3 separate regions of the Homo sapiens genome follow, and regions 1 and 3 are each linked to region 2. The links are chromatin loops, found by intact Hi-C in ENCODE. Cell type or tissue: PC-9. All regions are shown on one strand.

Region 1 (8,000 bases), 52 kb after region 2:
GTACAATGGCACAATAGCGGCTCACCGCAACCTCTGCCTCCCAGATTCAAGCGATTCTCCTGCCTCAGCCTCCCGAGTAGCTGGGATTACAAGCATGTGCCACCACGCCCGGCTAATTTTGTATTTCTAGTAGAGACATGGTTTCTCCATGTAGGCCAGGCTGGTCTCGAACTCCCGACCTCAAGTGATCTGCCCGCCTCGGCCTCCCAAAGTGCTGGGATTACAGGAATGAGCCACTGCACCCGGCCAATTTTTATTATTTTAAAATTGTATGTAAAGATGGAGACTCACTATGTTGCCCAGGTTGAACTCCTGGGTTCAAGCATTCTTCCTGCCTGCCTAGGCCTCCCAAGTGCTGGGATTACAAGTGGGAGCTACTGCACCCAACCCTGCCCTTTAAATAATATTGATGTTAATTAGAATAAGAGCAGCAGCTATTGTGCTTGATCCTGTTTCTTTTTCTTTCTTTTTCTTCTTCTTCTTTTTTTTTTTTTTTTTTTGAGACAGAGTCTCCCTCTATTGTCCAGGTTGGAGTGCAGTGGCACGATCTCTGCTCACTGCAACCTCCGCCTCCTGGGTTCAAGTTATTCTCCTGCCTCAACCTCTGGATTAGCTGGGATTACAGACGTGCCTCATGCCCGGCTAATTTTTGTATTTTTAGTGGAGACGGGGTTTCACCATGTTTGCCAGGCTGGTGTTGAACCCCTGACCTCAAGTGATCCACCTGCCTGGGCCTCCCAAAGTGCTGAGATTACAGGTGTAAGCCACCATGCCTGGCCCTTTTTCTTTTTTATAAATTGAGACAGGGTCTCGCTTTGTCACCCAGGCTGGAGTGCAGTGGCACAAACTCTGCTTGCTACAGCCTCAACCTCCTGGGTTTGAGCAATCCTCCTGCCTCAGCCTCTCGTGTAGCTGGGACCACAGGCACATGCCACCATGGCTGGTTAATTTTTAAATTTCCTGTAAAGACGGGGTCTTGTAGAGAACAGCCTAGGCTGGTCTGGAACTCTTGGGCTCAATCAATCCTCCTGCCTCAGCCTCTCAAAGCGCTTGGATTACAGACGTAAGCCACTGTGCCTGGCCTACCCATGGGGGTCCCAACTGCCACATTTTCTGCCGCTTGGGTTCACCCATCCCTCTCCTCCACCCGTCCCTCCTTTCTCAGTATTGTAAAACACACCCCGACCTCATATCATTTTACCCAGAAATATATCAGTGTCCATCTAAGCAGATAAAGGCGTTCTTGCTTGTTTGTTTTTCTAACGCCCAGTGTGATCGTCACTCCCAGTACACGTTAATAAAAATTTCTGGGCTGGGTGCAGTGGCTTGTGCCTGTAATCTTAGCACTTTGGGAGGCCAAGACAGGGGAATGGCTTGAGGCAAGGAATTTGAGACCAGCCTGGACAACAGAGTGAGACCCCCATCTCCACACACACACACACACACACACACACACACACAAATTAGCGCGGCGTGGTGGTGGAAGGCTGTGGTCTCAGTTACTTGGGAGGCTGAGGTGGGAGGATTGCTTGAGCCCAGGAGGTTGAGGCTGCAGTGAGCCATGATTGTGCCACTGCACTCCAGCCTGAGTGACAGAGTGAGACCCTATCTCAAAATAAATAAATAAGCCAGGCACTTATTAATTCTGTGACTCCCATCTGTAATCATAGCACTTGGGGAGGCTGAGACAGGAAAATTGCTCAAACCTGAGAGGGGGAGGTTGCAGTGAGCAGAGATCATGCCACTGCACTCCAGCCCGGGCAACAGAGTGAGTGAGACTTCATCTCAAAAAATAATAATAATAAATGAATAATAATTTCTTACCATCTAACAACAGGTCCCCTTTTCAATTCTGTGCTTTTAAATGAGACCAGAGGAAGAGCTGGAAAGCTTTGGAAACTTGCCAAACATTGTAAAGCACTTAAATGAATGTCTTCAAGGGCTGTGCTCAAAGTGTGATCCCCAGGCAGGGCCACCAAACCACCCTGGAGCTTGCTAGAAATGCAAAATCCCAGGCCCAGGGCCCCAGATCCAGTGGAACTGAACTACCGCTGGACCAAAACCAATGGATCATTAAAGTTTAAGGTTGGCTATCTCCACTGTGTGGAAGGCAGTGGCTGGTCCTCTCTGAATTAATCTACTTTTTCTTGAGGCCTGGATCTTGCTGGTTGATAGCAGCTTCACTGAGTCTTCCCACCAGCAGTGAGAGCCTGCCATGTGTTAAACATCAACCAGGCCTATGGGGACAGTTGAGGTCACTGCCGTTGACAGGCTCCTATTCTAGTGCAAGATACAGACAAGAAGCTAATAAATGATAAAGAAATAGAGTAATCCCAGGTTGTGATTATTAACATATGAGTTGTGCGAGGCCTCCCCAACAAGCCTATTGAAATTGCACCAGCAGAGCCAGGTGCGGTGGCTCACACCCGTAATCCCTGCACTTCAGGAGGCTGAGGTGGGCGGATCACCTAAGGTCAGGAGTTGGAGAACAGCTGGCCAACATGGTGAAACTCCGTCTCTACTAAAAGTACAAATATTAGCTGGGAATAGTAGCACCTGCCTGTAATCTCAGCTACTAGGGAGACTGAGGCATGAGAATCTTTTGAACCTGGGAGGTGGAGGTTGCAGTGAGCCGAGATCGCACCACTGCACTCTAGCCTGGTTGACAGAGCAAGCAAGACTCAGTCTCAAAAAAAAAAAGAAAAGAAAAGAAAAAGAAATGGTTCCAGCGCCTAAGGTGTCCTCCCCCTCTGGCTTTACTTTGCCCTGTGGCCCTGTTTCCAGATGCTGGGCCATGCATCTTACTACTTATTTGCTCATTGCTTTTCTCCCAGGCCAGGAAGTAATCATCACACACAGACTGCCATATACCCACCCTTAGGACACAGAAGGAGTAGGAGAAATACTTGTTGAATGAAAGCTACTATGACTTTTCAAACAATGAGAGTGCCTAAAAGTGATCAATACCTGATTAGCGATTGTTTTTTAATACATCTGATTCCTACCCATGGGAAGAGTTCCTATGTGGAATGAGGCTACAATTCTTTCACTGAAAATAAATTGCACCCTATCCTGGGTGCTGCTCCAACCTCACCTCAGGGCTGGGAGCCTGGTGCTGCCACACCCTTGCCCTGAGCAGAAGAATCCGGAAGAAGCCTTTGGCCAGAGCCGCAGGTGAGTCATTTGAGGACTCTATGCCCTTGTGGCCATCCTTCGGTCACCTGTCTGGAATTTTATTTTTTTTAGCCCCCGGGCTCTGCACCAAAGAGCTGGCTTTTTTTGTTGTTGTTCCAGCTATACCTAAAAGGGACCAGCCTCATTCATATAAAGATCTCAGATCTCTCAAAAGGCATCTACAAATTAAGAGTAATTCTGCTCAAAATTAAAGGAAAAACATTTTTTTGGCGGAGGAGGGAATTGTGTAGAGTTGAAGAAATCCAAGAGATTGTAAAGTTCTTGTGGAGGGTGGAGTCAGTGAGAGGAGGCAGAGAAACAAGGCGAAGGCCTTTGCGCTCCATCTGGTATCTGTGTCCAATAGATGGTTTCACCCACAGCATGGCAGAGTCCAGCAAGGATCCAAGAATATGCAGGAATCAGGGAAATGATGAAGACAGCACTTTAAATGGGAGGGATTTTTAAGTAAATGCTATTAGGCCAATCAACTGGAAGTCTATTCATTTGCAAACAGTAACATGAGGCTTCCTCCTCAAACCCCAAACACATATACACGCACATTCCACAGTTCCACACGGGCTCAAGACCCAAACCAAAAAAACAAATTCTATGAGAATGCTTGATACAAGACTAATAAAAAGAAGACTGGGCCAGGTGCGGTGGTGGCTCATGCCCATAATACCAACACCTTGGGAGGCCTAGGCAGGAGGATCACTTAAGGCCAGGAGTTTGAGACCAGCCTGGGCAGCACGGTGAGACCCCCGTCACTACAAAAAATACAAAAATTAGCTGGGTGTGCTCGCATGCTCCTGTGGTCCCAGCTACTCACCGGGCTGAGGTGGGAGGATCGCTTGAGCCCAGGAAATGGAGGCTGCAGTGAGCCCCGATTGAGTGATTGAACCTGGGTGACAGAGCATGACCCCGTCTCAAAAAAGAAAAAAAAAAAGAAACTACACTTTCAGGGATAATTTCTATAGTTGGTTACTAGAGAAGTTTCTTTAAATATGTAGAGCACCATTTAAACAGAATAATAAAAAGGCTGTGAGCAGTGGCTCATGCCTGTAATCCCAGCACTTTGGGAGGCCGAGGTGGGCAAATCGCTTGAGGCCAGGAGTTCGAGACCAGCCTGGCCAACATGGCAAAACCCCATCTCTATGAAAAATCCAAAAATTAAGCCGGGTGTGGTAGCTCATGCCTGTAATCTCAGCACTTTGGGAGGCCAAGGCAGACAGATCACCTGAGGTTGGGAGTTCAAGACCAGCCTGGCCAAAATGGTGAAACCTCGTCTCTACTAAAAATACAAAAATTAGCCAGGTGTGGTGGTGCATGTCTGTAATCACAGCTACTCAGGAGGCTGAGGCAGGAGAATTGCTTGAACCTGGGACGCGGAGGTTGCAGTGAGCTGAGATTGTGCCACTGCACTCCAGCCTGGGTGACAGAGCAAGACTCTGTCTCAAAAAAAAAAAAAAAAAAAAAGAGAAAGAAAAATACAAAAATTAGCCGGACTTGGTGGTCCACACCTGTAATCTCAGCTGCTCGGAGGCTGAAGCGGGAGAATCACTTGGACCAGACCCTGGAGACAGAGGTTGCAGCGAGCAGAGATTGCATCACTGCACTCTAGCCTGGGCAACAGAGTGAGACTCCATTTTAAAATAATAAGAAGAAGAAGAAGAAGAAAAAGAGAAAGAACACTAAAAAGATAGTGCAATGGTAACATGAGCAAAGAGCTTAAACAGGTAGTTCACTGAAGAAGGAATACAAGTAAATACAGTAAATACCAGAAGAGTTGTCATCACCATACCATTTCTACCATCAGGGCGCACAGATACTAAAATGACAAACAAACAGAAAATGAGACATAGCTGGAGATACCGTCGAAGAAGGGCCAAGAATGTTGCTTGGCAAATTCATGTAAAAGAGCAGTAAGATCTTCTTTAAAAAAGCTGTGTGCAGAAATATGTACTTAAATACAGTATATAGAAAAAGGACTCAATGGCTACAGACTTCTTAATCCTGGTTATTTCTGTGGAGAAGCTAGGGAGTTCCTACTTGTTATAGTGTACCAAGTGGAACATCCATTGCAGGTGAACTTACCAGGACACAGGCTCTCTTCTTCGCTGTCGGCAGGGGTCTAATTCAATTGATGGGAGCATTTGAGAACCTAAATGTAGCATTAGCTAAAAACTCTTGGACACTACACCCTCCCTTCTTGCATTTACCCTATAGCATGTACCTGTATGATTCTGTAAGTCCTATAGATACTATGGGGGATGGATCCATTACATTCTGTAGCATTGAACTTCCCAAATGCTCACAGCCCTTAGGTCCTAAACAGCCTGTGGGGTGGCTTTTGCTTGGGCCACAGGCTATATTAAAATATATTGCAATCAAGCAGGGGAATAGTTTAATCTTAAAGCAAGTGGTTTAGCACCTGGTGTGAGAATCTCGCTTGAGCCGCCTGCCTGGCCCTAAAGGGGACATCTCTAAACATCTGCCTCTGGGGTTCTGAAGTGTGCAGTGGGGAGTCACCTTCACAGAGAGGACTTGCTGTGACCTGTAAGACACCATGCCTCTTCTCTTTCCTTCCGAGTGCTGCCTGACAGTGTCCTAAGTATTTGTTTGTGGTGGTTTATCCTCCCCAATCATGGTAAGCTTTGTGAGATCAGGGGCTTTGTTGCTTTTGTTCCCCGGGGTCCCCAAGCCAGGCCTGGCATCTGGGAGGTGCTCAGAGTGTATCTGTTACAGGAACAAGAAAGTCTTATCCACCGCCCATGCAGCTTAAGTAAAGCATTGTATTTACTAAACACTCGCTGTGGTCCAAATGCTTTGTTGAGCAAGGTAGATAAGAGGATGGATGTTTGTGGACTGAAAGAACCAGCTCCTGACCCCACCCTTAGTGCTCCAATTCTGGCTGAGCTCTGGGTGCCCCAGGGCCTTGCTATCCCTTCCCCTCCCCCTGCTTCCTCTAAGAATCTTCTCCATCCTTCAAGACCCTCAGGATTGCTGCGAAGCTCTCTCACCCCTGGACTGGACCAGACCACCCGTAGCCTCCCATAGCACCCTCCTGTATCACCTCTGTAAATGCTGGGCTGGTTATGGAACTGTCCACCAAGTGCGAAGGTTTATCTCCCACTGCTGATGGGAAGCCCCCTGAAGATGGGGATTTTTGGCCTCTTTTTTTTTTTTTTCTTTGAGACAGGGTCTCGCTGTCGCCCAGGCTGGGGTGCAGCTGCACAATCATGGCTCACCACAGCCTTGACCTCTCAGGCTCAAGTAATTCTCCCACCTCGGCCTCCTGGGTAGCTGGGAGCACAGGCGCGTGCCACCATGCCTAGCTAATGTTTCTATTATTTGTAAAGACTGAGTCTTCTTATGTTGCCCAGGCTGCTCTGGAACTCCTGGGCTCAAGCGATCCTCCCTCCTCAGCCTCCCAAATTGTTGGGATTACAGGCGTGAGCCATCACGCTAGCCAGATTTTGGCCTCTTTGGTTGAGTGTCAGCTCCCCAGCACAGGGCCTGGGAATCTGTGGAATGAATGCACGAGTAGTACCAGACTGACAACTGGGGCAGAGGTGGGGAATCCCAGCATGGAGGGACCTGGGCAGACCTGGGTGGCCAGTCTGAAAGGTGATGCATGTGATTCAACACCTGGCCCGAGAGGGGACCACTTAGGCCTTCCCGGGTGCTCATGCCACAGACACATGCAGACCCTGGGCACAGCCTGAATGAGGCCTTTGTTAGGATGAAGGGTTTGGCTTTCCAAGCCCCCCAAGCGCTCTGCAGACATTACTTTTCACTTATCTCTCCCCCATATCCCAAGAGGTTGAGACTATCATTTTCATTTTTTTTTTTTTTTTTTTTTTGAGACAGAGTCTTGCTCTGTCACCCAGGCTGAAGTGCAGTGGCTCGATTTCGGCTCACTGCAACCTCCGCCTCTTGGGTTCAAGCGATTCTCCTGCCTCAGCCTCCCAAGTAGTTGGAATTGCAGGCGGGTGTCACCCTGTCCCGCTAATTTTTGTTATTTTTTTTTTAGTAGAGATGGGGTTTCACCATGTTGGCCAGGCTGGTCTTGAACTCTTGGCCTCAAGTGATCCACCCACCTCAGCCTCCCAAAGTGCTGGGATTACAGGTATGAGCCACCACGCCCGGCTATCATTTTTATTTTAAAAGTGTGGAAACTGAGGCACGGAGAGGTTAGGTCGCTTCCAGTGAGGGATGAAGGTGGGTTGAACCTGGAGCCCTGGGACCCCAGGTCAGTGCAGCCTCACATGGAGCCAGCTGCCTCGGTCCTGGTTGCACTTGAGGCCTTGCTGGCTCTGACACTGACAAAGTTTGAAAGTTCCCTCCTAACCTCCCTGAGCCTCAGTTTCTTCGTCTGTAAATAGAAATATGCAAAGGACCCATTTCACAGGGCATCGTGAAGCTCAGATGACCTCGTGCACAGGGCCCAGGTCAGGTGGGGTTCCTGCTGTGCGGGGCTGGCCATTCGCATCCCTGACCTCCTGGCGGTGCCTGTTCCATGCCCAGCGAGCCCCAGAGGAACAAATCTTTCACTAATGCTCATTACGGGTTAAGCTGAACCCCACCTTTCACATGCAAGAGGCCTTCCCTTTCCTGTGGGAGGCAGGAGGGCATCCTGATTAGCACCAAGCTCTGGACCCAAGGTTTGAGGTTTGGCTCTGGGGCCTTGGACAGTCTTCCAACTTCCCTGTGGGTGAAATAGTCAAAACCCATGTTTCCATCTCAGGGATGTGAGGAGGATCTTATCTAGATCAATGCCCAGAAATCATAATGCACTGTGCCTGGCACAGAGTCGGTGCCCAGGC
Region 2 (8,000 bases):
AATCAAATCCCTCAGAAGCCCAGAAAGCAGCTGTCCTCAGCTCACTCCTCTCACCGCAGATCACCCATTCACCAGGTACTTACTGATGGCTACCATGGGCCAGATGTGATCCCAGGATTTGATCGTGAGAGGAGCTTGTGTCAGAGTGTGTGAACCAGAGCAACTCCATCTTAAACAGGAGCTGGGTAAAATGAGGCTGAAACCTACTGGGCTGCATTCCCAGATGGTGAAGGCATTCTAAGTCACAGGATGAGATAGGAGGTCAGCACAAAATACAGGTCATAAAGACCTTGCTGATAAAACAGGTTGCAGTAAAGGAGCCAGCCAAAACCCACCAAAACCAAAATAGCAAAAAGAGTGACCTCTGGTCATCCTCACTGCTACACTCCCACCAGCACCATGACAGTTTACAAATGCCATGGCAACGTCAGGAAGTTACCCTATAGGGTCTAAAAGGGGGAGGCATGAATAATCCACCCCTTGTTTAGCATATCATCAAGAAATAACCATGAAAATGCACAACCAGCAGCCCTCGGGCCTGCTCTGTCTATGGAGTAGCCATTCTTTATTCCTTTACTTTCCTAATAAATTTGCTTTCACTTTACTCTATGGACTCACCCTGAATTCTTTCTTGCACGAGATCCAAGAACCCTCTCTGGGGGTCTGGATCAGGACCCCTTTCCTGTAACACTTGGACTCTGGACCCAGCGGGCTCTGACAATCTGGGAGTGGCGGGCAACAAGCCTTCCTTCCCAGAAAGGGCACACGTGCAGTCAGGTAGGGCTGTGTACCACTCTGAAATGGACCAGAAGGTCTGTGGAGGCCATTGGCAGAAAACTAGCCTGTGCAGGGTGCCCTTCAGGGGGTCCTCAGGCTCTGATCATGTTTGAGCTACTTAACAGTTCTGTAGGCTGGGCGCAGTGGCTCATGTCTGTAATCCCAGCACTTTGGGAGGCGGAGGTGGGCAGATAACCTGAGGTCAGAAGTTTAAGACCAGCCTGGCCAACATGGTGAAACCCCATCTCTACTAAAAATACAAAAACTAGCCAGGTGTGGTGGCAGGCACCTGCAATCCTAACCACTCAGGAGGCTGAGGCAGGAGAATCACTTGAATCAGGGAGGTGGAGGTTGCAGTGAACTTAGATCACGCCACTGCCCTCTGGCCTGGGTGACAGAGTGAGACTTTATCTCAAAAATAAAAAAGAAAAGAAAAAAAGGGAACAGAAACTGTGTGACTTGGACAGTGGGCACAACTTTGGGTTCCCCACCCTGCCCATTCAGCCTGGTCTCAGCCCACCTACCTTGCCAGACATCCATTTGTTCTCTAAATATTAACTGACTCCCATGAGCCAAGCAGGCTCTCAGCACTGAGCATGCAGAGGTAATAGAATCCTATGAGTTGTCAGCCTCTTAGAGGCTGTTAGACAACGGGGAGCAGACAACAGCAATGACACGGGAATATACAATAGCATGTCAGGAGAAGATCAGCCTAGAAAGAAGGATGCACCAGGAGGAGGGGCTCCTGGGCTTCATGGTCAGGGAAGACCTTTAAGAGGACACTTTGGAACAGAGCATGCACAGAAAGTACAAAGGTCCTGAGCCCCGCTCCTGCCTACCAAGGGTACACGCTGCCCTTAATTACACATTCATTACCATTGCGACTGGGTTTCTGACTCACAGCATTAAAGGAGAAGCTTCGGGAGGGCACAACCCACCACCATCGGGTCTCCACTGCCAAGCCTAGGCAATGCCTGGCTCACAGTAAATGCTTAACAAATGAGTTATTATAATAATACAAAAATATAAACATGAGTTATTATCATAACTCATTTATTATATAATATTATATATTAGTTTTATATATTACATAACTAATACAACAAATATAACTAATAATTTCACAATGTGACCTTGAAACATTAACCAAATTTTTTTGTTTTTGTTTTTGAGACAGGGTCTCGATCTCTCACCCAGGCTGGGGTACAATGATGTGGTCTTGGCTCACTGCAGCCTTGATCTCCTGGGCTCAAGCGATCCTCCAACTTCAGCCCCCTGAGTAGCTGGGACTACAGGTGCATACCACCACGCTGGGCTAATTTTTAAATTTTTTGTAGAGACGGGTCTCACTTTGTTGCATAGGCTGGTCTCAAACTCCTGAACTCAAGCAATCCTCCTGCCTTGGCCTCCCAAACTGCTAGGATTACAGGCATAAGCCACTGCACCTGGCCACTCAATACATAAACTAAGATATTAATTTGCATAAGCCAACCTTACTATATTAGCCCTTATCTTCCATTAGTTCTCCCATTTCCTGGTCACTTTCCTACAGTTTATCATTGCTTGAAACCCAAACCTTATTTCCTTTGTTAAAATGCTATATAAGGTCAGGCACAGTGGTTCACGCCTGTAATCCCAGCACTTTGGGAGCCCAAGGGGGATCATCTGAGGTCAGGAGTTTGAGACCAGCCTGGCCAACATGGTGAAACCCTATCTCTACTAAAAATACAAAAATTAGCCGGGCGTGTTGGCGGTGCCTGTAGTCCCAGCTACTCCGGAGGCTGAGGCAGGAGAATGGCTTGAGCATGGGAGGCAGAGGTTGCAGTGAGCTGAGATCACACCACTGCACTGTAGCCTGGGCAACAGAGCAAGACTCTGTGTCAAAAATAAAAGTTATATAAGCCTGAATCTAACCATTTCTTTGAGTTTTACTTCTTTTCTATAAATTCTCATGCATGTAAATATTAACAAAAATTATATGCTTTTTCTCCTGTTAATCTGTCTTTTGTTACTTTAATTTGCAGATCCCAGGTACCGAACTGAAGATGGTAGAGGAAAAGTTTTTCCTGCTTAACATATTCAACTCTCTACCCTCAATATATTTGGCTGTTATTATTCTGGTTTACATGTATCATAATTTAACCAGTTCCCTACTGGTGGATGTCTAGGTTTCCCCGATGTTTTGCTATTAAAAACACACATGGTACACGTTTTTCTAGATCGGGCAGGGTTTGCCCATCTCCACTTCAAGCAGCACAACCACCATCTGCCAGTGTTGGGGTTTACTCTACAGTCAGCAAACACTGTTGGCACATCCAGTCAGAGAAACTGAAAACAGAAAGCAGAAATGGCTTACACTGGACTAATTTTAGAATTTCTAAGTACATTTAAGTGATGACTCATCCCACTTAAATTCAAAGCTGTTTGTTGTGCCATCTGGCTCATCAGAACATGAAAGACTTCTCCTGCAACCTGGAAAAAGGCCAGAGAGGAAGACGAATGGAGGAGTCAACCCCATGGGAATGCTGACTGAGTGTTAGCTCCCCGTGGACAGGAATGTCACTGCATGAATAGGCTGCAGTATGTCTGGGCCTGTTTTTTTTTCATAAAATGTTCCCCCCCTGTTTTTTTCTTATTCCAAAGCAATGCAACAAAAAGCACAAGAAATCAAAAAGGAAAAAATAGATATTGGACTTCATCAAAATGAAAAACTTTTGTGCTTCAAAGGAAATGGAAAGAAAGTGAAAAAACAACTGAGGGAATGGAAGAAAATATTCTCAAATCATCATCTAACAAAGGTTGTGTTAGTCTGTTCAGGTTGCTGTAACAAAATATCATTTCAGGTCACCAGGTGGCTTAAACAACAGATTCAGTTGGCCCTCCGTATCCATGGGTTTCAGGCCTTCGACTTCAACCAACCTCAAATAAAAAATATTTTTAAAACCCAATACGGCCGAGTGCGGTGCCTCATGCCTGTAATCATAGCACTTTGGGAGGCCGAGGCGGGGGGATCACTTGAGGTCAGGAGTTCAAGACCATCCTGGCCAATACATAGTGAAACCCTGTCTCTCCTAAAAATACAAAAATTAGCTGGGCATGGTGGCGGGTGCCTGTAATCCCAGCTACTTGGGAGGCTGAGGCAGGAGAATCGCTGGAACCCCGGAGGCAGAGGTTGCAGTGAGCCGAGATCGCACCATTGCACTCCAGCCTAGGAGACAGAGCCTTCTGTCTCTAAAAAAAAAAAAAGAAAGAAAAAGCCAGTACAGCAATAAAAAATAATAAAAATCTTAAAACAATGTAGCATATTGTTTTAAACTATTTAAACTACAATTACTTACATAGCATTTACATTTATAAGTAATCTAGAGATCATTTAAAGTACACAGGAGGATATGTGTAAGTTATGCGCAAATACTACACAATTTTATATCAGGGACCTGATCATCTTTGTTTTTTTTGTTTTGTTTTTTGTTTTTTGAGACTGAGTCTTGCTCTGTCACCCAGGCTGGAGTGCAGTGGCATGATCTCAGTTTACTGCAACCTCCACCTCCTGGGCTCAAGCAATCCTCCTGCCTCAGCCTCCCGAGTAGCTGGAACTACAGGCATGCGCCACCATGCCTGGCTAATTTTTGTAGTTTTAGTAGAGAAGCGGTTTCACCATGTTGGCCAAGCTGGTCTTGAACTCCTGGCCTAACGTGATTCGCCTGTCTTGGCCTCCCAAAGTGCTGGGATTACAGGCGTGAACCACTGTGTCAGACAGAGTAGACTCCGTCTTAAAGAAAAAAAAGTTTTGGTGCCATTCCATGCAACGTGGAGAGAAATGTCGCATTCAGGAGGGAAGGCTCCCAGACACTTAACTCTCCACTCCAGGCCAGCTTTCTGGAGGCACCAGGGCTTTGTCAACGCATAGATGAGGAGTCAGCCATTGAGTGTGACAGTGTGAGGCAGTGGAGAAGGCATAGAAGCTGGAAGCTGGAAGTCCTGCCTTCCTAAACCACAGCTGCTTCTTACCAGCTGTGTTACCTTAAGTAGGTCCCTTAACCTCTCTGAATCTCATCGCAAAGTGCTTTTCGAATAGAGCAGGATCATTGAGAGGATTCAGTGAAGTATTTACTCTTGAAACCCTTAGCATGGAGCCTGGCAAGTACCAGGTGCTTAGGAACAATCCTTCATTATCACACCAAAAAAGGTGCTGTGGACACCCAAGGAAACAAAATCCCTTCGATAAAGAATTTTAAAATTTTAGTCTTATGAACCGTGCTATGTATTCTCCTGCCTTTTTGACAGAATAGACTGAACATCCTTTAACCTTTTTTGATGGTGCAAGATCATCTCTTATAAGACAAAAATTCAGGCCAGGCATGGTGGCTCATGCCTGTAATCCCAGCACTTTGGGAGGCTGAGGTGGGTGGATGGCTTCAGTCCAGGAGTTCGAGACTAGCCTGGGCAACATAAGTGAGACCCTGTCTCTACAAAAAATACAAAACTTAGCCAGATGTTTTGGTGTGCACCTGTGGTCCCAGCTACTCAAGAGGCTGATGTGGAAAGATGGTTTGAGCTCGGGAGGCAGAGGTTGCAGTGAGCCAAGATTTTGCCACTGCACTCCAGCCTGGTGACAGAGCAAGACTCCATCTCAAAAAAAGAAAGGCAAAAATTCCCTCAGAGTGCAAAGCTTGCCAGTATTTAGAAATCCAACATTAGTCTTCATTCAGCAACCAGTCATTCATTTGCCAAACATGAACTTTCCCTAGAACTCCATACTTCTTTGGACGTGTGAGACACTGCCAGAATAATTATTCAAGCACTGTGTGGGCCAGGTGCGGTGGCTTACGCCTGTAATCCCAGCACTTTGAGAAGCCGAGGCAAGACGATTGCTTGAGCTCAGGAGCTCGAGACCAGCCTGGCAACATGGTGAAAGCCTGTCTCTATTTAAAAAAAAAATTAGCCGAGTGTGATGGTGCCCTCTTGGAGTCCCAGCTACTCAGGAGGCTAAGGCGGGAAGATCATTTAAGCCCAGGAGATGGAGGCTGCAGTGAGCTGTGATCTACCACTGCATTCCAGCCTGGGTGACAGAGCAAGACCCTGTCTAAAAAAAAAAAAAAGAAAAAAAAGAAAAGAAAAGAATGAGTGGGAGGGCGAGGCGCGGTGGCTCACGCCTGTAATCCCAGCACTTTGGGAGTGGGAGGTGGGTGGATTACCTGAGGTCGGGAGTTCGAGCTCAGCCTGGCTAACATGGTGAAACCCCGTCTCTACTAAATACACAAAATTAGCTGGGCGTGGTGGCACACGCCTGTAATCCCAGCTACTCCGGAGGCTGAGGCAGGAGAATCGCTTGAACCCAGGAGGCGGAGGTTGCAGTGAGCCGGGATTGTGCCACTGCACTCCAACCTGGGCGACAGTGAGACTCCGTCTCAAAAAAAAAATGAAGTACTGGTACCTGCAACAGACACAAAAGCCACATATTATATGATTCCCTGTGTGTGAAATGTCCAGAAGAGGCAAATCCATAGAGCTGACAAGTAGAATGGTGATTACCAAGAGCTTAGGAGAGGAAGGGCTAATGGCCTTGAGGTTCTTTTTAAGGTGATGAGCATGTTTATTTGGAGACAGAGTCTCGTTGTGTTGCCCAGGCTGGAGTGCAGTGGTGTGTTCACAGCTCACTGCAGCCTCAACCTCCTAGGCTCAAGTGCTCCTGCCATCTCAGCCTCCCGAGCAGCTTGGACCACAGGGCTGAACCATCACCCCCAGCTAATTTTTTCTGTTTTTTGTAAAGGCAAGGTCTCACAAAATCCCAACATGCTGGGATTACAGGCGTGAGCCACCATGCCTGGCCCCTACTCATTCTTTTTTTTTTTTAAGATGGAGTCTTGCTGTGTCACCCAGGCTGGAGTGCAGTGGCACAATCTTGGCTCACTGCAACCTCCACCTCCTGAGTTCAAGCAATTCTCCCTGCCTCAGCCTCCCGAGTACCTGGGATTACAGGCGCCTGCCACCACGCCCAGCTAATTTTTGTATTTTTAGTAGAGATGGCGTTTCACCATGTTGGCCAGGTTGGTCTCGAAATCCTGACCTCAGGTGATCCACCCACCTTGGCCTCCCAAAGTGCTGGGATTACAGGCATGAGCCACCGCGCCCAGCCGCCCCTACTCATTCTTAATCACACCACCTGACTTTCTCCACATTGATCACATTAGGATATTATCTTGTTTATTTACAGAAAATCTGTGTCCCTCTTCAGTGCACTGGACTCTTCGGTGCACTGGATGCTCAATGCAGGCACTAAGTTTTGTCTGACTTACCACTGGTTGTATGCCCTGCTCACAGCTGGTGAATGAGTGATTGGAAACACACCTGCTCCCTTGATTTAGGCCTCTGGGAAACAAGGGCAAGGTAAGTTCAGGAAGAAGAAAGACCTCGTAATTTCCAGGTAGGAAAAATCCTTTGGTGTGGCCGTGAGACACTGCATTCTTCTTGGCCACAGCTCCCTCTGCTTTGAGAATCACATAATCAACTTTATCTTTCTCTGAATCGTTCACATAAAAGGGAGGTGTTGGAACACAAGGTGGAAATGGGTGTGTTGGCGGTGGCTGAGGAAGTCGGGGCAGGAGGAGCCACTGTTTCTGGGAATGAATTCCTGAAACTTGCTGGTCCCACCAAGATGCAAATCTTGCGGCAGTTTTTACAGTTATCCTGTGGAAGAAGTGAGGATCCCACTCCAAGCCCAGGTCAGAATGCTGATAATCCCCTCTGATCAGGTTTTTTTAATTTTATTTTTATTTTTTGTGGTTTGGGGAAGATTTGCCAACTGTATCCTCTTTTCTGGCAAGGAAAATTTATATCTGCCCAATGAAATCAGGAATTTAACTTCATTCATTCAACAGTTATTTAATTCTATCCTCTACTAGATTCCTACAGCTGCTGTAACCCTAAAGTACCACAAACTGGGTGGCTTGAAACAACAGACACGTAGCCAGGCGCAGTGGCTCACGCCTGTAATCCCAGCACTTTGGGAGGCTGAGGTGGGCAGATCATCTGAGGTCAGGAGTTCAAGACCAGCCTGGCCAAAACGGTGAAACCCTGTCTCTGCTAAAAATACAAAAAAAATTAGCCGGGCATGGTGGTGGCGCACGGCTGCCATTCCAGCTACTCGGAATGCTGAGGCAGGAGAACCGCTTGAACCTGTGAGGCGGAGGTTGCAGTGAGAGCGAGACTCTATCTCAAAA
Region 3 (8,000 bases), 130 kb after region 2:
AGAGCTCCAGAGACACAGAGACAAGAGACCAGCCTCAGAGGCTGACCACCAGCCTCCTGCTTGCTCCTCAGTTCTCCACTGGTGGAGTCCCTCTCCTTCCTGTCTCTGGCTTCTGGGATAGAGTCCTCTCTGCTCAGAGAACCCCCTGGGGGTTTAAGCGCTGCAAATGTGTTTCCTTCTCTTCTGACCAAAGGGTTCTTCTGTACCATCACTCAATAACTCCCAACCAGGATGTGCCTGCCTGGACCCCCATCGTGCTCATCCTGAGCAGCTTGGAGGAAGAGGCCTCCCCTGGGGCAGCAGTCGACCCAGGGTCTCTGCCAAATGACCCTGGCAGCTGCGGCCCCCTCGTGCCCCAGGAGTCAGGGTCCTGTCTGGAGGCTCCAACCAAAAGCTGGCCCGGGTCCCGACTGCCCTCTCAGCTGGCAGAGGATGGAGCCATTTGGCTCCGCTTCTGAAGTGGGCGCCACGAGCTCACGCTTGGCTCGTGCTCCTCACCGATGCTCTCTCTGCTCGGCCTTGCTGAGCCAGGCGGGGTTCTGGCTTCAGTGCTGCGTCTTCTCTCCTCCATGAACAGAAATCCCCGAAGGTCAGCGGTCTTGAGTATAATCGTCTTCAGATATCTGAAGAGCCGGTGTGAACAGCCGTTCAACTCAATTGCCCCACTTTTCATCGAGCATTTCCTCTCTGCCTGCACGACTGAGGTCTTCTCTGATTTTTTTTAGTAATTCATATTGATTTATTTTATAAGTTCTATTGCTTCTATTGATAATTTCATTAATTAATAGAAAATTAAGATGAGGTCATTTTGGTAGCACAAATATTGAAATAGAGTTTTGAAATAGTATGATCAACTAATTTATCGTCGTCACCAGGACTTTTTGATAGTGAAACTGGGCTCTTTTACTAATTATGTGGGGAAAACAGGTATAAACGGAGACTGTCCCATGCAAACTGAAATATATCATCACTATTGAGAGATGACTTGCTCAAACCTTAACATCCCATTTATTTCCGAATTTGTTTTAATGATGGAAACAAGGGAGGGAATCTGAGTCACACAGGGAGTAGCTGCAAATGGTAACAGGTTTTTTTTTTTTATGCTTGCCTTTTTTATTTTTTGTTTTGAGATGGAGTCTTGCTCTGTCGCCCAGGCTGCAGTGCAGTGGCGTTATCTCAGCTCACTGCAGGCTCCGCCCCCCGAGGTTCACGCCATTCTCCTGCCTCAGCCTCCCAAGTAGCTGGGACTACAGGCGCCCCCCACCTCGCCCAGCCAATTTTTTGTATTTTTAGTAGAGACGGGGTTTCACCGTGTTAGCCAGGATGGTCTCGATCTCCTGACCGCGTGATCCGCCCGCTTCGGCCTCCCAAAGTGCTGGGATTACAGGCGTGAGCCACTGCGCCCGGCCCGAATTTGTTTTAATGATGGAAACAAGGGAGGGAATCTGAGTCACACAGGTAACAGGTTTTTTTTTTTTTTTTTTTTTTTTTTTTTTTTTTAATGCTTGCCTTATAATAGTAGTTCTCAATCTTAACTCACCCAGGGCCGGGTCTGGCAAACTACAAGGTCCAGCTGCAGTCTGTTTTTGTAAATAAAGCTTTATTGGAACACAGCTGTGGCCACTCATTTACCTTCTGTCTATGGCTGCTTTCGTGCAGCACAGGGATAGCTGATGAGCTGCACTGGAGACAGGACAGTTCACTTCTAGGATATTTAGTATCTGGCCCTTTATAGAAAACATTTTCTCTCTGAGCGTAGTGGCTCATGCCTGTAATCCCAGCACTTTGGGAGGCTGAGGTGGAAGAGTGACTTGAGCCCAGGAGTTTGAGACCAGCCTGGGCAATGTAGCAAGACACCCACCTCAATAGATACAATAGATAGATTATAGATGATACATTGATTAAATGTTTGCTGTCCCCCAACGTTGGGAATGTAAAGAAATTCCAGTGTCTTACTCCCAAGAGACTCTGATATAATTGCCCTGTGGGACAGCCTGAGCAGCACTGAGTCTTGCCGTGACATCCAGGCTGTAGTGCAGTGGCGCGATCTCGGCTCACTGCAACCTCTGCCTCCCGGGTTCGAGCAATTCTCCTACCTCAGCCTCCCAGGTAGCTGGGATTACAGGCTACCATGCCTGGCTAATTTTTGAATTTTTAGTAGAGACGGGGTTTCACCATGTTGGCGAGGCTGGTCTCAAAATCCTGACCTCAAGTGATCTGCCTGCCTCGGCCTCCCAAAGTGCTGGGATTACAGATGTGAGCCACTGCACCCGGCCAACACTGGCAGTTTTAACAGTGCCTTAGGCTGACAGCTGGGTACAATGGTGCATGCCTGTAACCCCAGCTACTAGGAGGCTGAGGCAGGAGGATCGCTTAAGCCTAGGAGTTTGAGGCTGCAGTGCACTGTGATTGTGCCTGTGAATAATCACAGCAACCTGGCGACAGAATGAGACCCTGTCTCAAAAAATAAGAGTGTCTTAGGTGATTCCACCACGGAGTCAGTGGTCAGCACTGAGAACCAGGATATTAAAGCCAAATTCGGCCAAAGGTAGTGTCTCAACATGTGCCCCCATACCATTCATTCTTTCCGTGTCAGGTAACACGTGGGTGATCTTCAGTGTTTTAAATCTGGGAGAGGGGACACATGGGTTTTAATTTTTGTTACATTTTGAAAATAGTTATAAGATTTACTTTAAAATAAAACTTGAGCTGGGCGTGGTGATGGGTGCCTGCATTCCCAGCTACTTGGGAGGCTGAGGCAGGAGGATCATTTGAGGTCAGGAGTTCTGGGCTGAAGTGTGTTAGCTATGCTGATCTGGTGTCCACACTAAGTTCAGCATCAAATATGTTGACCTCCCAGGAGCAGGTTGCCTAAAAGGAGGGGTGAACACGCCCAAGTTGGAAATGGTGCAGTTCAAAACTCCTGTGCTGATCAGTGGTGGGATGACGCCTGTGAATAGTCACTGTACTCCAGCCTGGGCAACATAGTCAGACCCCATCTCAAAAAAAAAAAAAAAACCAAAAAAAACAACCAGACAAACAGACAAAAAATTGAACTTGAATCGAAGACTTGGGGTGGACTTACCTGGTTTAGTCTCCGCATAGCCCTCTGGGGACTGGATTCCACTTTTCCTTTTACAGGTGAGGAAATGGAGCCCCTGTGGGGTTGAAGGACTTGCTCCAGGCTGCACAAAACCTCAGGCTGACTCTTTCCAAAGCAATGCTTGACTTCTTGGGAGGGTTTTTAATTTTTTTCCCCAACACCCTCCTTTCCTTGACAAGCTCCTGAATATCAGAGAAGGCCAGAGAGGATGGTGTCCTGTGTTCCTGAAGGCAGGAAGTGTTTATTGAGCCCCTACTAGCTGCAGAGCTAGGCATGAAACTGTCACAGTGAACAGAAAAGGGCCCTGCCTTATGGAGTTGGACGTCCACCGTGGCAGACAGGCCCCGCGGGGAGTTTGGGTGAAAAGTCGTTGAATGTCAGGCAAGCAGCGGCCCCGGTGCTGCTGACCTTGTCTGGGAGGATCAGGAAAGTTTCCTGGGGAAGAGGCAGGGAGATCTGAGCTGAAACATGGAGGATGAGGCTGTGGCTGCCTGTCTTTAGTGCATGGAAGAGAATTCCTGGCAGAGGGAATAGCACGTGTGAGGACCCAGCTGGGGAGTCCAGGGCTGGCACCTGGAGAGCTCTGGGAGGGGCTCTAGGTGGAGCTGGAGAGGGCAGAAGTGGGAGGGAGGAGGGAGGCAGGTTCCGCACCACCCCCAGGGGGTTAAATTAGACTGGTGAGTCAAGATTCCAAGAAGACGAATGGCTCTCCTGCCAGAATTTTAGGCAACTCCACATTCCAAGACAGCCCACAGCTTCCTCTAACAGCCACGCTGTTCCCAGCCCTGGTGGAGGAGGCAGGAGCCGGCCACTAGCTGGGACACTAGGTGAGAGGTTAGGCCTCAGGTTGGCATCTGGGTCGGATGACAGAGTCGGGTGGAGGAGTCCAAGACACTGGAGACCCTCAGGCCCAGGCTCAGGGTTCCCAGTCCTGCACCTGTTACCTGTCTGCATTTGCGTCCTTGGGAAACAAACTTTGAATCAGAGATTTATGTGCAGGCAGTTTAGTGGGGCGTTTTCTCAAGAGCTGCACCTGTGAGGGAGGGTAAGCAGCTGGGCTGCAGTGCTGAGGTCTCGGCTCTTCCTCATGGGAACTCTGAGCCAGGTGGGCGCTTAAGAGATGTTCCCAATCAATCAAGGCCAAAACTTATCTACCAGTCATCAGACGCAAGCTGTCCCTCAGGGAAGGGGCCACGGGATCAGATGAGGCAACTCTGAGGCTGAGGGCAATTCCTGGGGAGTTGCTTGGCTGTGAGCTGCCAGCTCCCGCTCCCAGCAGCCACAGGAATGGAGTGTCCTGGTCTGGAAGGGTGGATCTGCAACCACAGCATCCACTACAGCAGCTGTGTGACCTGGAGCACACAGCCTAACCTCTCTGAGCTTCCTTTAGGACCACAGCATCCGCTACAGCAGATGTGTGACCTGGAGCACATGGCCTAACCTCTCTGAGCTTCCTTTATGCAAAATGCAGTCACTGGGCTGTTGGAAGGATTCAGAATATTGCATATAAAGCACCTGGCCCCAGTCTTGAGCTCCAGGAAGCACCCAGGAAGTGTTTGTTTAGTTGAAAGGATCAGTGAATGTGTTGCTTCATAATGAGAATGAGTCTGAGAACCCCCTTTCTGGTGAAAAGATCACGGGCCCAGGAGTCAGGAGAGAGTGGTCGCTTCCAGCAGTAACTGGTTGTGTGACAGAAGTATGATAAGACCGTAGGCTTTACATTTAGCTCTCTGGGCGTTAAATTCTTTATCTTGTAAACAGGGATAATGACACCTGTGCCACCTTCTCCTAGGCTATCTCCTCCTCGGTGTTGGGAAACTGAATGGAGATCGTGCGATGGGAGGTGAAAGCTTTGAAAGGGAAAAGATATCATCAGTTTCTACAGGTGGGGTGGGCGTGGCAGCAGGTGGCAGAGCAGGAAGTGGCCTAGGTGAGCCAGAACCCTGGTCAGGCGTGAGTGCAGCCCTGCACCCACATAAGCTCACACGTTTGCACAGGCTCCCTGGCACATGCATGCCCCTGCATGCATGTACACACAATCATGTGTACCCCAGTAATGCACCCACTCACAACCACCAGAGCAAAACAAAGACAAGGAGTGGAGCTGTCTGTGGTGCACCTGGGGCCCCAGCTCCCCTCCCAGCCCATGACTACACTGTGGAGGGCTGAGGAATGGGGTTGCTGAGAAGGAGCCCAGGCTGGGGGCCATGTGCATGCGGGTCAGGCTGGCAAAGCCGTCTGCCTGCCTCTTGTTTTAGGCTGCCAGGCTGGGCAAAGGCCACGTGCTCGGTGGAAGAGCCCAAGCCAATGTAAATGGGCCCCTTTGGAAGTAGGGCTCATCTGGAGAGCAAGCAAGCAAAACAAGCTTAGCTTTTCATTTAGGGACCGTCACAGAAAACTCGGAAATGCACCAAAGAGTTAATGGTATTTGGCGCTGATCAGTGGCATTGAGGGTGCTTTCTATTTCCGTCCCTTTGATTCCACTCATTTTTCTATGTCAACATGCATTAGCATTGAATGATTATCAGGATCGTCAGTGTGGGTTGGCTGAAGATATTTGTTGATGGTGTTTGTCCAGCTCCTTTCCCTGCCCCCAGCGCCTCAGTGGCCCTCCTGTGCTCTGAGCGGTTCTGCTAGGACTGTGAATTGTGAAAGCTTGGACCCGGTGCTGTGAGGTGGGAGTGTGGGCTGGGCCTGGTAATCTGCAGCCCTCGTCCCCAAGTCCATGGGAATTGTCACATGGCCTGTGCTGGGCTAATCAGAATCCTGCCTTGTCATGTTATAGGCTGACCCTGGGGAGATAAGCTCTCCCTGAAATATTAACATTGTTTCTGGCCATGTTCCCTTTCCCTTCACCACCGAGAGAAGCAGGAGGGAGGGAGGGAGAGAGAGAGAGAGAGAGAAAGAATGATTGTAAGATATGATTCATTATTTTATGTACAACTGTGATGGTTAATTTCATGTGTTGACTGGGCTACGGGATGCCCAGATAGCCTGTAGAACATTAGTTCTGGGAGTGTCTGTGAGGGTGTTTCCAGAATAATTTAGCATTTGAGTCAGCAGACGGAGTGAAGAAGCTCTGCCCTCACCAACGTGGCCAGGCATCTTCCCATCAGTTGCGGGCCCAAATAGAACAGAATGGTGGAGGGAGAACTAGTTCCGTCTTCTGCAGCTGGGATGCTCATCTTCTCCTGCCCTTGGACATCGGAACTCCTGGTTGTCAGGGTTTTGGACTTGGACTGAATGACACCACCGGCTTTCCTGGCTCTCCCACTGGCAGATGGCAGATTGTGGGACTTCTGGGCTTCCATAATCCTGAAAGCTATTCCTATAATCAATCTCCTCTTATACGTCTATATGTATCCTATTGGCTCTGTTTGTCTGGAGGACACTGATTTGTACAATTAGGAAAGAAAAAAAGGCTACGAGTGAAACCATGTCTTTGGCTGTAAATCACATTCTAATTTCAGAGATATTAATACGTGAAAAACATGTACAGACATGCATTTAACGATGGGGTTACATTCTGAGAAATGCATCATTAAGCGATTTTTTTTGAGACAGAGTCTCGCTTTATCTCAACGGCGCGATCTTGGCTCACCGCAACCTCCGCCTCCCAGATTCAAGAGATTTTCCCACCTCAGCCTTTCGAGTAGCTGGGACTACAGGAGTGTGTCACCATGCCTGGCCAATTTTTGTATTTTTGTAGAGACGGGGTTTCGCTGTGTTAGCCAGGCTGGTTTGGAACTCCTGACCTTAGGTGATCCACACGCCTCAGCCCCTCAAAGTGCTGGGATTACAGGCATGAGCCACCACACCTGGCCTTTTAAGTGATTTTCTTGTGTGAATGTCATAGAGTGTACTTACACAAATCTAGATGGTATAGCTTACTACACACCTAGGCGTAATGGTATAGCCTGTGGCTCCTAGGCTACAAACCCGCATAGCACGTTACTATAGGCAATTTTAACATAACGTATTTATGTATCTAAACATAACTCAGGCTGGAAGCAGTGGCTTATGCCTGTAATCCCAACACTTTGGGAGGCTGAGGTGGGCAGATCACCTGAGGTCAGGAGTTCAAGACCAGCCTGGCCAAAATGGTGAAACCCTATCTCTACTAAAAATACAAAAACTAGCTGGCCGTGGTGGCACGTGCCTGTAATCTCAGCTACTCAGGAGGTTGAAGCAGGAGAATCACTTGAACCAGGAAGGTGGAGGTTGCAGTGAGCCAAGATCATGCCACTGCACTCCAGCCTGGGTGACAGAGTGAGACTCCATCTCAAACAAACAAAAGACTGGCCGTGCAGTAGGTTTCTTTATCCCAGCATGAGCACATGAGCAATGCATTGCACTATGACATTACAGCAGCTACGACATTAGGCAATAGGAATTTTTCAGCTCCATTATAATCGTATGGGACCACCATTGTATATGTGGTTTGTCGTTGACTGAAACAGTGTTGTGTGGTGCATGAGTGTACCCAAGAATCCACAAAATGTGTATGTGGATGGATGGATGGAGAGAGAGACAGGTACAGCAAGAGAGTGTGAGCAAGACCAAGACAGTGAGAGTACACGCGAGATCAACAGAATGTGTGTGTGAGACAGAAAGGGATGGAGGGAGGGAGATTCCTGAAGCCATCTTTGAGCACCTGGATTCAGCCATTCCTGAAGCTGACCTTGTTGTTAAAGGAGGCTATAAAGATCCATTTTTTTCTTACGCACATATGAATCAGATTTCTGTCACAAACCGGAGTCTGGGCTGATTCCTCTTCTGCCTCTGATCCTGTTTATTGTAACAGAAAGGGTTTTCTTTTTCTGTCTTTCTTGTTTGTTTGTTTGTTTGTTTGAGACAGAGTCTCACTCTGTCACTCAGGCTGGAGTGCAGTGGTGTA

Evidence for each region. Peaks named below come from ENCODE experiments on the same cell type or tissue, not always from the same donor. Only the 100,000 strongest peaks of a DNase experiment are listed, where the experiment ranks them.
Region 1: it touches region 2 in a loop (4-fold over the local background); 2 of 110 quality-filtered maps call a loop at or near these places.
Region 3: a loop joins it to region 2, with 11 times the contacts of the local background. A loop is called at or near these places in 3 of 110 quality-filtered maps.

What each region holds. Positions count from the first base shown.
Region 1 is chr20:56,603,557-56,611,556 of GRCh38, forward strand. No RefSeq gene overlaps it. Among named protein-coding and RNA genes, the nearest start is that of TFAP2C, 22 kb to the right of the region's middle. RefSeq lists an enhancer at 2,719-3,918. In PC-9, no CTCF peak of the experiment used is centred here; DNase peaks (open chromatin) are centred at 2,805, 3,185 and 3,705; H3K4me3 peaks cover 1,345 bases; H3K27ac peaks cover 4,588 bases.
Region 2 is chr20:56,551,887-56,559,886 of GRCh38, forward strand. It overlaps LOC124904971 (a long non-coding RNA gene), which reads left to right and starts at 2,032. Exons shown (of 2, transcript XR_007067758.1): 1 at 2,032-2,072; 2 at 2,802-3,725. RefSeq lists an enhancer at 2,950-2,999. In PC-9, a CTCF peak has its summit at 3,330; a DNase peak (open chromatin) is centred at 3,195; H3K4me3 peaks cover 782 bases; H3K27ac peaks cover 1,487 bases.
Region 3 is chr20:56,685,693-56,693,692 of GRCh38, forward strand. It overlaps the pseudogene RN7SL170P. Among named protein-coding and RNA genes, the nearest start is that of TFAP2C, 60 kb to the left of the region's middle. RefSeq lists an enhancer at 4,599-5,194. In PC-9, no CTCF peak of the experiment used is centred here; DNase peaks (open chromatin) are centred at 1,519, 3,839, 4,679, 4,969 and 1 weaker place; H3K4me3 peaks cover 3,026 bases; H3K27ac peaks cover 4,755 bases.